2 separate regions of the Homo sapiens genome follow, and region 1 is linked to region 2. Evidence: chromatin contacts called from ENCODE Hi-C or POLR2A ChIA-PET data. All regions are on one chromosome and are shown on one strand. Each heading gives the region's core, a stretch centred on a gene start or an enhancer-like site at or near the end of the contact. The rest is flanking DNA. Distances are from core to core; before and after follow the strand shown. Region 1 holds the start of ABHD17C (abhydrolase domain containing 17C, depalmitoylase). Region 2 holds the start of MESD (mesoderm development LRP chaperone).

Region 1 (6,656 bases), core at 2,854-5,353, 290 kb before region 2:
CCAGGCTGGTCTCAAACTCCTGAACTCGAGCAATCTGCTTGCCTCAGCCTCCCGAAGTGCTGGGATTACAGGTGGGAACCCCTGCACCTGGCCTCTCATTCTTTAATTTAGCAATTTAATTAACATTTACTGAGCATCTTCTCTATGCCAGTCATAGGGGAAACGATGAACAAAATACACATGATCCCTGATTTCACTGAGTATCCAGTCCCAAATTTTTAAAAAAATGTACAATGGGGCAACATTACCTTAGATTCCATCAAGACAACCAGATTCTGTTTTTAAGCATGAGTATCCTCTTATGGTCAAAAGTTGGTTCTACTTTTACAAATAAAAGTGGTCTTGAGCAACTCCACATCCAGCTGACTAGTGTGGAAGCCAAAATTCAGTGTGTAAAGGGCCAATATTAAGTAATAGAGATCAGGGTATTTAGTTATGTGGAATATTGTTTAGTTCATCAATACTGGCTGGCTTGGCAGGATACAGAGTTACCTAAGAGACAGATCATACAATGCACTTGTTGAGGGCAGGAGGAGCTGTGCATTAGCCACCTTTACATTCCCAAGTCAACTCAGTGACTGACTCATGATAAGTACCTAGCAGAGTAAATATGTTTGCTGACCTGAACTCAAAGTTAGATCTTTCTCTACTAGGATGATCAGAATGACATAGAAATTTAAGGCAGAGGTCCCCAAACCCCGGGCCGTGGACCTGTACTGGTCAGTGGCCTGTTAGGAACTGGGCCACATAGCAGGACGTGGGTAGCTGGTGGGTGAGCATTACTGCCTGAGTTCCGCCTCCTGTCAAATCAGCGGCAGCATTCGCTTCTCATAGGAGTGCAAACCCTATTGTGAACAGTGCATACGAGGGATCTAGATTGCGCACTCCTTATGAGAATCTAACTAGGATTTTCATGGAAAAAAATTGCCTTCCATGAAACCAGTCCCTGGTGCCACAATGGTTGGAGACTGCTGCTTTAAGGTCAAAGTGGACAGCTGGTAATCCCCAATTTTCACATTTTATAGGGCAAATGCATTCTTTATGTGCTGTATGTTAAAGTTTCCAAACCAACATGACAAGGCACACTAACACATTTGTTGTTAAAGATGTTAGATGTTAGAGACGTGCTGAGATCTTTAACCTCTTATCCCCTGGGCAGCACGTCTCATGTCAGTGGGCTACAGAAACTCTACCACTGGCTATATGTGGCATGAGATAAGAAAGGCTTGGTAGCTTCACTCTACGGCATATAATTTTAGGGTCTCAACTGAATATTTACACAAACCTGAACCAACATGTTTTCCTGGGGAATAAATGCTCTTTCAGCCCACCTCTGTGTAGCCTTGTAATAGAATGAAAACAAAAGCCAGGCTTTTATTTATTTGCTTATGTATTTATATTATACTGAATCACACTCCACAAATCCCTTGTGGAATGAGACCAGGTATAAATAAACAAGTATCTAGCTTTTAGATTTTTCTAACAATGCTAACACTGCTGCCAGGCCATCTGAAATATAAAGACTGTCTTTTCCATCAGCAGCACAGAAGACGAGTACTTGAGACTCTCATCATTCCCCCCTTTCATGAACTAAGGGCTATTCAATTCTTATAAAGGACAGGTGAGAGGAGTGGTATCTGAGAAAGACTGACTAGGGGGCTGTTAGATACCCTTTCATCTCAGTTCCCAAAGTTTGATTCTTGTTCTGAATTAGATTAGGGACTAATGCACTCGACTATAACCTTAGCTCCCCATAGAAATATCACCACTGAATCAGGACGCAAGACCATCTTCTTAGCTTTTATGAGGACTTGATTTTTTTTAAAGGCACATAAAAACTGTTTTGAATCTTCTGCTGATGCCCTAATTAGACTGTAAGGTATCTGAGAGCAGGGACTATCTTACTCACCTTGGTAGCTGTAGCACCTAACACAGTGGATGCTGTGAGCACAAAAAACATTACATACATAAATGCTGAATACAATAAAGTGACCAAAGTATACCAATGTGTAGCAAGTTAGAAAGCCTTTTTATTTTTTTGAGACATAGTCTCACTCTGTCACCCAGGCTGGAGTGCAGTGGCATGATCTCGGCTCACCGTAACCTCTGCCTCCTAGCTTCAAGTGATTCTCGTGCCTCAGCCTCCTGAGTAGCCGGGATTGTAGGTGCACGCCACCATGGCCGGCTAATTTTTGTATTTTCAGTAGAGACGGAGTTTCATTATGTTGGCCAGGCTGGTCTTGAACTTCTGACTTGAAGTGATCCACCCTCCTCAGCCTCCCAAAGTGGTGGGATTACAGGCGTGAGTCACTGTGCCCAGCTGTATAAAGCTTTTTTTTCTTTTTAAAGGATTTTCGCAGAAAAATTCTTTTTTTAAAAAAAAAAAAAAAAAAAAGGAAATGCAAACCTGCAAAGCTAGAATTGGGCTTTATGTGAAGAGTTTCACCAAGTGTGAAAACCTTCAAAACAGACTTCAAATATGCAATCTGGACAGGCTTTGTTACCAGGTTTTTAAAAATCAAGTTTGAATAGTTCAAAAACAAGTAAAATTGTTTTAGTGAAGAAATGGCCTTTTAAAACCCAGGTCCTAGCTGGGCAAGGTGGCATGTGCCGGTAGTCCTAGCTACTTGGGAGGCAGGCCGGAGGGTCATTTGAGCCCAGGAGTTGGGAGTCCAGCCTGGACAATACAGTAAGACCCTGTCTCTTAAAAAAGAAAAAATTAAAAGCGAGGTCCTGAAGGTTAATGAAATCAGTATCGGCAATTCATTTAGATGACGGTGCTCAAAATATTCGTCCTGTGGAAAGTCACAACGAAAGGTAAAATTCTCAGGACATCTGTGAGTTAAAACAACAGACCCAGCGTAGGGATTGTGCCAACCTCCCAGTCTCTAGCTGCCCTGCTGGCAGTCCAGGAAGGGTATCTCCTGTCAGTTCCTGAAAGGGAATTCTTCAGCTGCCAAATCAGGCGGGAAAAAGGAAGTATAGAAGGCTCTGTGGAAACTGGCACCAGAGCACAGTTTCAAGGCACCGAGAGTTATATTTGAAAAATCATGTAAAGGTGGCTGCCAAGATTACAGTAGATTTAAAGCAGTATAAGAATCGTTCATGACTAAGACCACTGAAAAATCCTGGACCCAAAACAACTCTAGAGACACAAACACTGTAAACGATACCTAGTATATACTTACTACCGGAAAATCTGCCACACGTGGGATTAGAAATGACAACCTCAACATGGTTTGTTGCTAAATACAGTACCCTCCTGTTCTAACAGCTGACTTTTATAGATACAGAAATGTACTAAGGGTAAAACCATGCCCTTAGAAAGGAAACGCTGTTGCTACCTATACAGAAACAGCCTCTCCTAATAAGAAACACACTGATGACCACCCTATCCCACAACCCCGGTACCCCTTACGGTGCTGAGAACTTTTGGTACTGAGCCAGTTCAGAAAGCAGCACACACGAGAGCCAAATATTTCGGGCACATTCCAACTCTTGTCCACCCCTTAGTTTCCTTTTCAGTAGACTCCCAAGAACCTCCATCCACGGGAGAAACCTGGATTTGGGGGAGGGAATCCCAGGGGGAGGGGAGGGGAGCGGTCCACCCCGGGACACATGCACCCCCTCCAGGGTCCCCTCTGCAGATCGGCCCAGCTGTCCGGGCGCAGAGCCCCCAGCCCCGGCACCCAGCTTCTCCGGGCCCCGGAGCCGCCTGGAAGCCCCCGTCGGCCGCAGGTCGAGAAGGTGCTTCCCAGGCCGGGGAAGGTGCCCGCGCCCTTGCCCGCAGCGCCCCGCCCCGATGCCCGGCTCTGCGCCGCGTCCCAGCGGCGGCGCCGCCGCGCGGTAACCCGGAAGTGGCGGCGGCGGCGGCGGCGGCGGCGGGCGTGCGGGAGCGGGAACGGGAGCGGGGGGCGGCGCGCACGAGCCGGCCATGGACGCCGCCGCCGGCTTTGTGTGCCGCGCGCGGGCCCGGGCCGCCCGCGCCTCGCCTGGGTTCCGGGGCCGCCGCTGACCCGCCCGGGCTCCGAGCGCCGCGCCCGCCGGGCCGGCCCCGCCTCCTGCCCTCCTCCGCCTCCGCCTCCTCCTGCCGCCGGGCGGGCGGGCTGCAGCCGCCCTCCGCGCTCGCCTGCCAGCTCCCTCGCCGCGCGTCCGTCCTCCGTCCTCCCGGGCCAGCCAGCCAGCCAGCCAGCCGGGCCGGCGGCGGGCACCAGGCCGTCCCGATGCCCGAGCCAGGCCCCAGGATGAACGGCTTCTCGCTGGGTGAGCTGTGCTGGCTCTTCTGCTGCCCGCCCTGCCCGAGCCGCATCGCCGCCAAGCTGGCCTTCCTGCCGCCCGAGCCCACCTACACGGTGCTGGCGCCGGAGCAGCGCGGCGCCGGCGCGTCCGCCCCGGCCCCGGCCCAGGCTACCGCCGCCGCCGCCGCGGCCCAGCCGGCACCGCAGCAGCCCGAGGAGGGCGCGGGCGCGGGGCCCGGTGCGTGCAGCCTGCACCTCAGCGAGCGCGCCGACTGGCAGTACTCGCAGCGCGAGCTGGACGCCGTCGAGGTCTTCTTCTCGCGCACGGCCCGGGACAACCGGCTCGGCTGCATGTTCGTGCGCTGCGCGCCCTCCAGCCGCTACACGCTGCTCTTCTCGCACGGCAACGCCGTGGACCTGGGCCAGATGTGCAGCTTCTACATTGGCCTCGGCTCCCGCATCAACTGCAACATCTTCTCCTACGACTACTCGGGATACGGCGTCAGCTCGGGCAAGCCCTCCGAGAAGAACCTCTACGCCGACATCGACGCCGCGTGGCAGGCGCTGCGCACCCGGTGAGCCTGCCGGGGTCGCCAGGCCTGACTTCCAGCTGTGGGGAGGCGGGGTGGGGGTCTCTTGGGGCCCCTGGGGCGGCCTGCCAGGAGAGGGGCCCCTCCTCCGGGGCTGAGGGCCAGCGGAGAGCCCCTTGGCCGCCGTAAATTCGCTTTTCTTGTCCCACCCTGGCTTGCTCCCACCCTCTCCAAAAACCGCGCCAGCCTTCAGGTTCCTGGAGAGCTCGGACTCAGAGAATTTTGCCTGCTTTGGCTCGCCTGTGTGTCGCCGGCCCACCGGCTGGGTCTTTTGTGGCTCCGGTCACCGCGAGTGGCAGAGTGTGGGTGCTTAAGTACCGGGCAGAAAGAAACAACTTGGTTCGAGTTTCGTTTGTACGAGCTGAAGTGACCTTGGGCAAGGCACATGGGTTTCTAGACTCAGTTTCCTTCCCTGTAAAGTCAGTGGGCGAGACAGGATGGCCTCTAAAAGACTTTCTGGTTGTAAAGTGCGGGCAGGACAATGTCTGGGCAACCTTGGAAACAGCTGGAGCGTCAGGTGGAGCGGGGAGTTTGCCTCCTGGTGGGGCAAAGTAGTGGCACTGTGGGGCAGGAAGTTAGCTGGTAGCTGTGGGCCTGGCACCTTCCACACGGCCTCCATAACAGTCCAGGATAAGTTTGAAACTTGCAGGGGCTGGGAAATCTCTGACCTTAAATTAGCATTCACAGAAGGACTGAAAAGTGTTTAGGGTGGGCCATCTGTGAGCCAGGCACAAACTGGGGGCATGGTTTAGGGGTTAGACCTGGTTGTTTTATAACAAGCAAACCAAAAACCTGACTTTTATTCACTATTAGACAAAAGTCTTATACATGTGCAGGTCAGGTTACCTGTTTGTGCTCCAGTTTGGGTATCTGTGACCTTTCCGACCTGCCTCATAGCAGTGATGGTGAAAATAACCTGAGGCCATGTCTATGATGAGATTTGATTTCTTCAGATGAAAGAGTCCCCAGAGGAAGTACACCGGGCATTATTGTCGCCATGGACCCTTCTATAGTTTTTATCTAAAACCTGTTTGCTTATGCACATCACCAACGTTAATGATTTTTTTTTTTCATTCGTACTCACGCATATGTTCCTAAGTGACTCCTTGCCTGTCTGGGAAAATGGCTTGTCCAACAGGGAAGTACTTAATATTTGCTCTATGTTGCATGTTTATGCCCTCCTGAAGTCCTGAAGGGGATGCCCTCATTGGGATTATAGCTTTTCGAAAGTGGCTTAGGCAGATGAGAATGTATCATATGCAGATGCATTGGGTCAGAGTCTGTAAGTAGTTAAAAGCCACCTGTTCCAGTAAAGGGTTTCAAAAGTATGTGTCACACACAGTCTATAGCTTGCTAGAATTTGCTGTTGGCAAAGGTATTAAAAATAAGGTTGGCATTAGATCTTTAAAATTTGAAACATGAAAATCCTACCTTGAGTAGATTTTTTAATTGAAGAGTTTCCATAGAACATTGCTTCTGTGTGTGCATGTCCACATTACAATGAAAGCCTTTCACATGGCTCACCCTTTGCCCCAAATATACAGGTGTGTCTGTGTTACAGCTTACGTGGAGTGTAGTTATTTCCTGGAAACTTTTTTTTTTTTGGTCATATTTAGTTGAATTAAGGGGCGTTGTTTTGGATAATGTTGAATTATCTGATAGTGTATCAGTTGAATTAAGGGTAATTGTTTCGGATAACTTTGAATTATCTGATGGTATGTCTAAAGATTGCCCATGATTTATTTAATGTTATACCAGAACTCATATCTAAGTTAATTTATTCACCTGTAAAAAAGGTTAGAATTTGAAGGCTGCATGCGAAGCTTAG
Region 2 (6,175 bases), core at 2,132-4,631:
TTAATGTTTAGGAGACAGATATGCTAATTACCCTGAATTGACCATTACATTTTATACATGTGTAGAAATACAACTCTGTACCCCATAAATATGTATAATTATTATATGTTAAAATTGAAGTGTAAAAATAGTACCCTAGATGTACATAATTATCCAGTTCTACCCTTAGTCTGGGTAACCTAACCTGTTATGATCAGTGTGTTTATGCTGAAAACAATCCAGTCTTTACCCTGAGGCAGAGCGGGGGGCCAGGGACAAGTCAGGCAGTCCCCTGACTCCAGTCCTAGCCCTGCCTCCAGGCCAGTCTTGCATTTTCAACTGGCTTTAGAGCTCCTTCATTACTGTTTGTCTAAGTCAGTAGCTACAAAGCTGAGCTCCCCTTTCTGCAAATCCTCTTCTTCCTCCCATGGTTCTTGATATTAATAATAAGTGACATCTACTAAGTAGCTACTAAGTCCCAGGCACTCTACATATATTATCTCCAACCTTCAGAACAATCCTACCCGGTTCCATTTAATATACAAGGAAGATGATGTTCAGAGAGGATAAATGATTTACTTAATTTACTCACATGCTAGAAGTGCAAACCACATTTCTGGCTCCAAATCCCTCCAACTGCCTCTTCCCATTATACCTGGCTATCATAATGTAAAATGTAATAACCACCTTTGGTTTTTCTACACCAATTGGGACTCAGAATTAGTTGTAACACAATGGAAGGAATTCTCACCTCTCCACACCTCTGAGGCACAGCCTCTCACTGAAGCACTGTTTCTCACACTGCTGGGGAAGGAGTGAGGGTATGGATTTAGAGATGGTCACAAGAGGAGAAGAACTGCTTCCTACAAAAAAAGCACCCACAGAGATGGATACGCTCTCCCACATAAAAAACACTGCTACTGGGGAAGAGTCCTCATGTCTGTAGAGCGTCTACAAACATTAACTCATTTAATCCGCATGGCACCCTGCAAAGTAGGGCGTTATCTGGCTTTACAGATACGTAAAACTAGGATGAAGTAGCTAGTGAGGGGTAAAGCTGAGTTCAAAATCTGTCTTTTTTTTTTTTTTTGAGACAGAGTCTCACCCTGTCGCCCAGGCTGGAGTGCAGTGGCATGATCTTGGCTCACTGCAACCTCCACCTCCCTGGTTCAAGCGATTCTTGTGCCTCAGCCTCCCAAGTAGCTGGGATTACAGGTGCCCGCCACCATGCCCAACTAATTTTTTTATTTTTAGTAGAGATGGAGTTTCACCATGTTGGCCAGGCTGGTCTTGAACTCCTGACCTCAGGTGATGCACCCGCCTTTGCCTCCCAAAGTGTTGGGATTACAGGCGTGAGCCACTGCGCCCAGCCAACCTGTCTTTTTACTACATTATGTGGCCCTGCTATTCACAAAATCAATCAATTGCCCAGGCATGGTGGCTCACGCCCGTAATCCCAACACTTTGGGAAGCCAAGGTGGGAGGACTGCAAAGGCCAAGAGTTCAAAACCAGCCCAGCCAACATAAGGAGACCCTGTCTCTATAAAAAATAATTTAAAAAACAAAATCAACCATCAAGTCCTGTTAAAAGTATAAAAATCTCACATTTCTCCCTTCTACTCTGCTCCTGCAGTTTCTAGCTTAATCCACGTCTTCCTCACTATCCTTCATTTGCACTTCTGTCACCAACATGTGTGGCAGTACAGGTAAAACAGTTCAAAGAACTGGCTCTAAAAGTCGCGAAAGAATTTGAAACTCAGCTAGCTTGCTGTGCGATGTGGAGCAAGTTATTTAACCTCTTTGTGTCTCAATGTCATCATCTAGAAAATAGGGATAAGTACCTCCCTCATGGATGGGGTAAAAGGATTAAATGAGATAATGTGTTTTTCTTGGCCTTCAAAGTCTCTCCCCACTCATCCATCCTGTTATCTACTGTTCCCAGTGCAATCTTTGTTCATCTCTTCAGCACCCTCTTCGTCTAGCTCAGGGTCTGAGTAGGTCAAGGGGAGGATTTCTCATGAGGTGATGTTCTCACTCTGGCAGATCAAAAGGCTTTATTTGCTGGAGTCCAAAAAGAGACAAGGAGATTGCAAGGGAGACGGTGAATGGGGACGTTCTCTCTACACTCAAATCTATCCCAATCTTTCCATCAGCTGTTGATGACCACATGAAAACACAAGCCTGCATTCTTCTAGTCAGATGCATCAGGTGGTATTTTAAACTCTTGTCTGAAAGTCTTTCCCTTCTCCCGTAACACACACAGAGATAATCACAAAATAACAAAACATCAGTGTTGGAAGGAATCTTAGGACCCATCCTAACCTCCTCATGTTGCAGATAAAGAAACCGAGGCCTAGAAACTAGACATAACCTGCCCAAGGTTCCACAGCTATGCAAGTCAACCAGGACGATACAATCACCTTAGGAAGGGGAAAAGGCAGCAATGTGGTTTTGGCCAGTAATCTTTACCTTAAAGCGTATTACACACTCCCTGTAACTGCACACTCCGGTGCGTCCAAGTGACAAACCAGAAAACTTACTCTCCTTTGAACAAAAAGCGTGAGTTTCACGATACAGAGCCATTAGCCATTGATACTTCTCCCCTCAGTAAAATAAATCCACCCACAAAAAGCACAAAATTCCCAGCAGGGACATATACCAAAATAGGAAGTCTAAAATTATACTGATTTAGAAGACAGCTGAGATAACCATTAAGGAAGACCATCTTCACTGCAACCCACTCTCCCACCCACTCACCGCAAAACAGAAGGAAATGCTCTTTAGTAGATTGGGAAAGGTCACTCTCCCTGTTTGCAGGGCTCACTGACCACAAGAATCAACGCAAAGACAACCAGGGCACTGAAGGGTGAAGGGAGAGCAAAGCTGAACAGTGAGGGGCAGATCCGTGATTGAAGTGGTTTGAGAAATGGCAGGAGGAACAGGGCACTGGAATGACAGAGGGCTGGAGCGAGGGTCAGCAGGGCGCGCGGGTCAGAGGAGGAATGGAGGGTCAACAGTGGCTTCAGTGGGTCAGTAAGGATTCAAGGCATGAGTAGAGGAGGTTAGGGGGTCAGAAAGGTCCCAAGACAGAACAGGTAAGGGGTCATAGGGAACAGGGTCCCGCACAGAGAAGAGCCGGGAGGGTGTGCGCGCGCCGCGGACCTCCCATTGCTCCAGAAGACGCGCCATGTCTGCATCATTGTAATCGCGAATATCCTTCTTCTTCTTCCGGGGAGGTGGGGTAGACTCGTCGGGCGTCCCGGGCGAGCCTTCGGCCGCGCAGGACCCAGGCGGTGGTAGCAGTAGCAGCAGCAGCAGCAGGTCAGAGGCACAAAGCAGGACCACGGCCTTGCGCGCCCACCTGGAAGCCGCCATTTTCGCTGCGCCGCGCAGCGCCCTAGACGCGCTTACCCGACCTGCGCGGGCCGGACCCCGCCTTGCACACGCCTTCCTGTCCGCCTTTCCGAGGCCCCGCCTCCCGGCCCTCGCTAGCCTACCGGGCCCCGCCCCGTACCATTTCCTAACCCCCGCCTCTGGAAGCCCCGCCCCTCCGCCATTTTGGCCCCGCCCCACTGGCTCCTCCTCTTGGTCCGGCTGAGGCGCTCTGTCCCGGCTGGGTGGGTCCCTGAGTGCTCATTTTTCGTTTTCCGTCAGAGGCCGACCTTTTTCTCTGGAACGCACAAGCCAGGTCCAAAAGTTCCTTCAGGGCCTCCAGGAACCACTAACCAACGTCCCTGTTGACCTCAGTTTCTCGCCTGTGAAATAAATTGGAACTGGAAGTTCTGGAGGCTGCCTCGGCTCTAAAAAAGCCCATTTCTGGATGTCGGACGTTTATCCTCAGTCTCTTGCAATTTCCTTTGAGAACAGCCAGTTAAAAAGAAGTGAGTGGCAGGTAGGGCAACTTTTTTCAGAAAGTCATAAATAGTTCGAGTCCACTGCTTTCCTCATCAATAAAGAGGATTCAGTTCAACCAGCTTTCAATATTTGTTTTTTTTTTCCAAAAAGATCATTACTATTCATCCAAAAAAAAAAAAGCTTGCCTTTCTTTGATTTCAACCTAATACTGTAGGCTCTAACTAATCCTTTTCAAGGCTGAATCACGCTACTTTTTGTTTCTTAAAAAGATTTTGGCCAAAGATGCTTTGAGATTCTTCTTGTTTTAAACGGCTCATCAGCTGATGTCTTTAAAATGTTTAATTACATAAGACCTTAAAAAACAAAAAACAAAAAAAACCAAAGGCCGCACGGTGGCTTAAGCCTTTATAATCCCAGCACTTTGGGAGGCTGAGGTAGGACGATAATTTGAGTTTAGGAGTTTGAGACCAGACTGGGCAATAAAGCAAGACCCGCATCTCAAAAACAACAACAAAAAACGCTTCATTCTTTATACTGCTGCACAGTTTTATTTGGTATTGTTAAATTAATAGTTTATTTTCCTATTGATGGGCATTTATTACCAATTTTTCTGCTATTACAACAAAAAAGAGCTGTAGTAAACCTTATTCAAGCCTTGTTTGGATAGGATTAGTAGGCTGCATATAAAAGAAAACTGACTTTTTAAGGTGGTTTAAACAAGATAAAAGGTTTTATTGTGATTGACTTTTCTTTCACAGAAGCAGTGTAAACTCGAAACTAGGGCTGGTATAGTGGCTTCTCAGCCATCTGGTACTCAGCCTCTTCCTCATCCTTCTATCATATTAGCCTGTGGCTTCCACCCTCAAGGTCAGAAATTCCAGGATGGCTCCTGGAGCTCCAGTCATCAAGATGACATTCAACCAGAGGAAGGGAGAAGGCAGGCCAAACCAAGCACACCTTTCAAGTGGAGTCAACTTCTTTTAAGCAGCCTACTTGAACATTGCATACATTTCTGTTTACATCTCATTGGCTGGAACCTAGCTCTCCAAGGGAGGCTGAGAAATTGTCTTCTAGCTGTATACATTGTCATCTCAAATGAAATTAGGATTGTTATAAAGGGAAAAGAATAAAGTGGAGGTTGAGTAGGCAACTACGCCTGCTTTCCTTCACTCTTAGGACCAGTGCAATTTAAATTCTCTCACACCGTAGGAGTGGCTGATATTCTACATATTCATGCATGCATCTGTATGTAAACACGCTAAGCTATGACCTTTCCTATTGACGTTGAGCAGAAACAACTCATAAGAAAAAGATTTTTTCTTTTGTGAAATCATAGGGGAAATGTCATGAGCTTTCTCCCCAGAGCACATTGCTCCACCCAGTGGCTTGGAGCCCTATCCTAGTGCAGTCATACTAAAAAACATGCACAGCTGTGGCTGATCATGTGCTCTACTGGGAGGGGTCACCCTGGTAATTCATATTGCCAGCTTCAAAGTTAAGGGGCAAACGTGTTGGGATTCTTGGCCCACATATCTAGTTATAGAGAATAAGATCATTGAAAGTTTTACAGAAATTGTTGGGAATGTGTAGAAAGTTTCAGGGCTACTGACTTTCCTCTAAGGAGGAAATCAATTCGGCATATAATCCACTGATATGAAAACATCTGGATCAATTGCATTTTCAACATTTGGATATTTGAAACTTACTTTAGTGTTTGGAACTTGATTCCATTCAACTTGGGGGGAATTTTATTTACCAAAGACCTATTGTTAACCAAGAATCAGGTGAGGCACTGATGCAAAAATGAATATAACAATATCCTTACTCTGGCAGAGCAGATAAACAATATGCAGTAAATTTCATGCAGATTACAGGAGATCCGGGCCCAAAGGGATGATGTGATGATGATGATAATCTCTCCAATTTAAATAAGAGGAAATCCTGGTTTTACAATTACACAATTTGTCTGAGGCTGCACAGCTAGTGCAGCGGCAAGGCAAGAATCTAAGCCGAGGTGTACTGGATAACAAGGTCCAGTCTTCTTGGAGTCCTTCTTCCGCCACAGCACCATCTAGGTTAATCAGTGAGGCACTCAGGATGGTTAAATTGGGAGCCAAATGGAAAATGCATTGAAAAGTCTGGAGCGAGGAGCACTCAGATGGGACAAGAGTCTGTGCCAGGTACCAGGTGGTGCAGTGTAGACTGGAGAGGACAGATGTGAAAGATTGTGTGCTCATGGCCTAAGTGAAGCCACAAGTCTCTTCAGTGCTCTGGGGTTAATACTAACCCCACCTCTAAGTGATTCAGTGACTGTGGATGGTAAAGTTGAATCTCAGATCTA

Evidence for each region. A loop is a pair of places that touch in the nucleus more often than their neighbours do. ChIA-PET counts read pairs that join two places held with the same protein, here RNA polymerase II (POLR2A). Pooled maps may share reads with other maps.
Region 1: a loop to region 2 is called in a map of B cell, with 4 times the contacts of the local background. The contact joins the promoter of ABHD17C here to the promoter of MESD in region 2. A Hi-C loop is called at or near these places in 15 of 168 maps with a recorded cell type or tissue (B cell, CD4-positive, alpha-beta T cell, CD4-positive, alpha-beta memory T cell and 11 more), 13 of 37 single-sample maps with no recorded cell type and 29 of 50 pooled maps. POLR2A ChIA-PET finds 5 or more read pairs at or near these places in 4 of 52 experiments (GM10248, WTC11, activated CD4-positive, alpha-beta T cell and 1 more).

What each region holds. Positions count from the first base shown.
Region 1 is chr15:80,691,207-80,697,862 of GRCh38, forward strand. It overlaps ABHD17C (abhydrolase domain containing 17C, depalmitoylase), which reads left to right and starts at 4,104. Exons shown (of 3, transcript NM_021214.2): 1 at 4,104-4,813. The coding sequence starts at 4,224. RefSeq lists silencers at 2,822-3,116, 3,578-3,737, 3,758-3,867, 3,888-4,307, 4,398-4,447 and 1 more and an enhancer at 4,638-4,707.
Region 2 is chr15:80,986,438-80,992,612 of GRCh38, forward strand. MESD (mesoderm development LRP chaperone) reads right to left here and starts at 3,382. Exons shown (of 3, transcript NM_015154.3): 1 at 3,142-3,382. The coding sequence starts at 3,354. RefSeq lists enhancers at 2,463-3,077, 3,066-3,345, 3,078-3,691, 3,331-3,625 and a silencer at 3,376-3,655.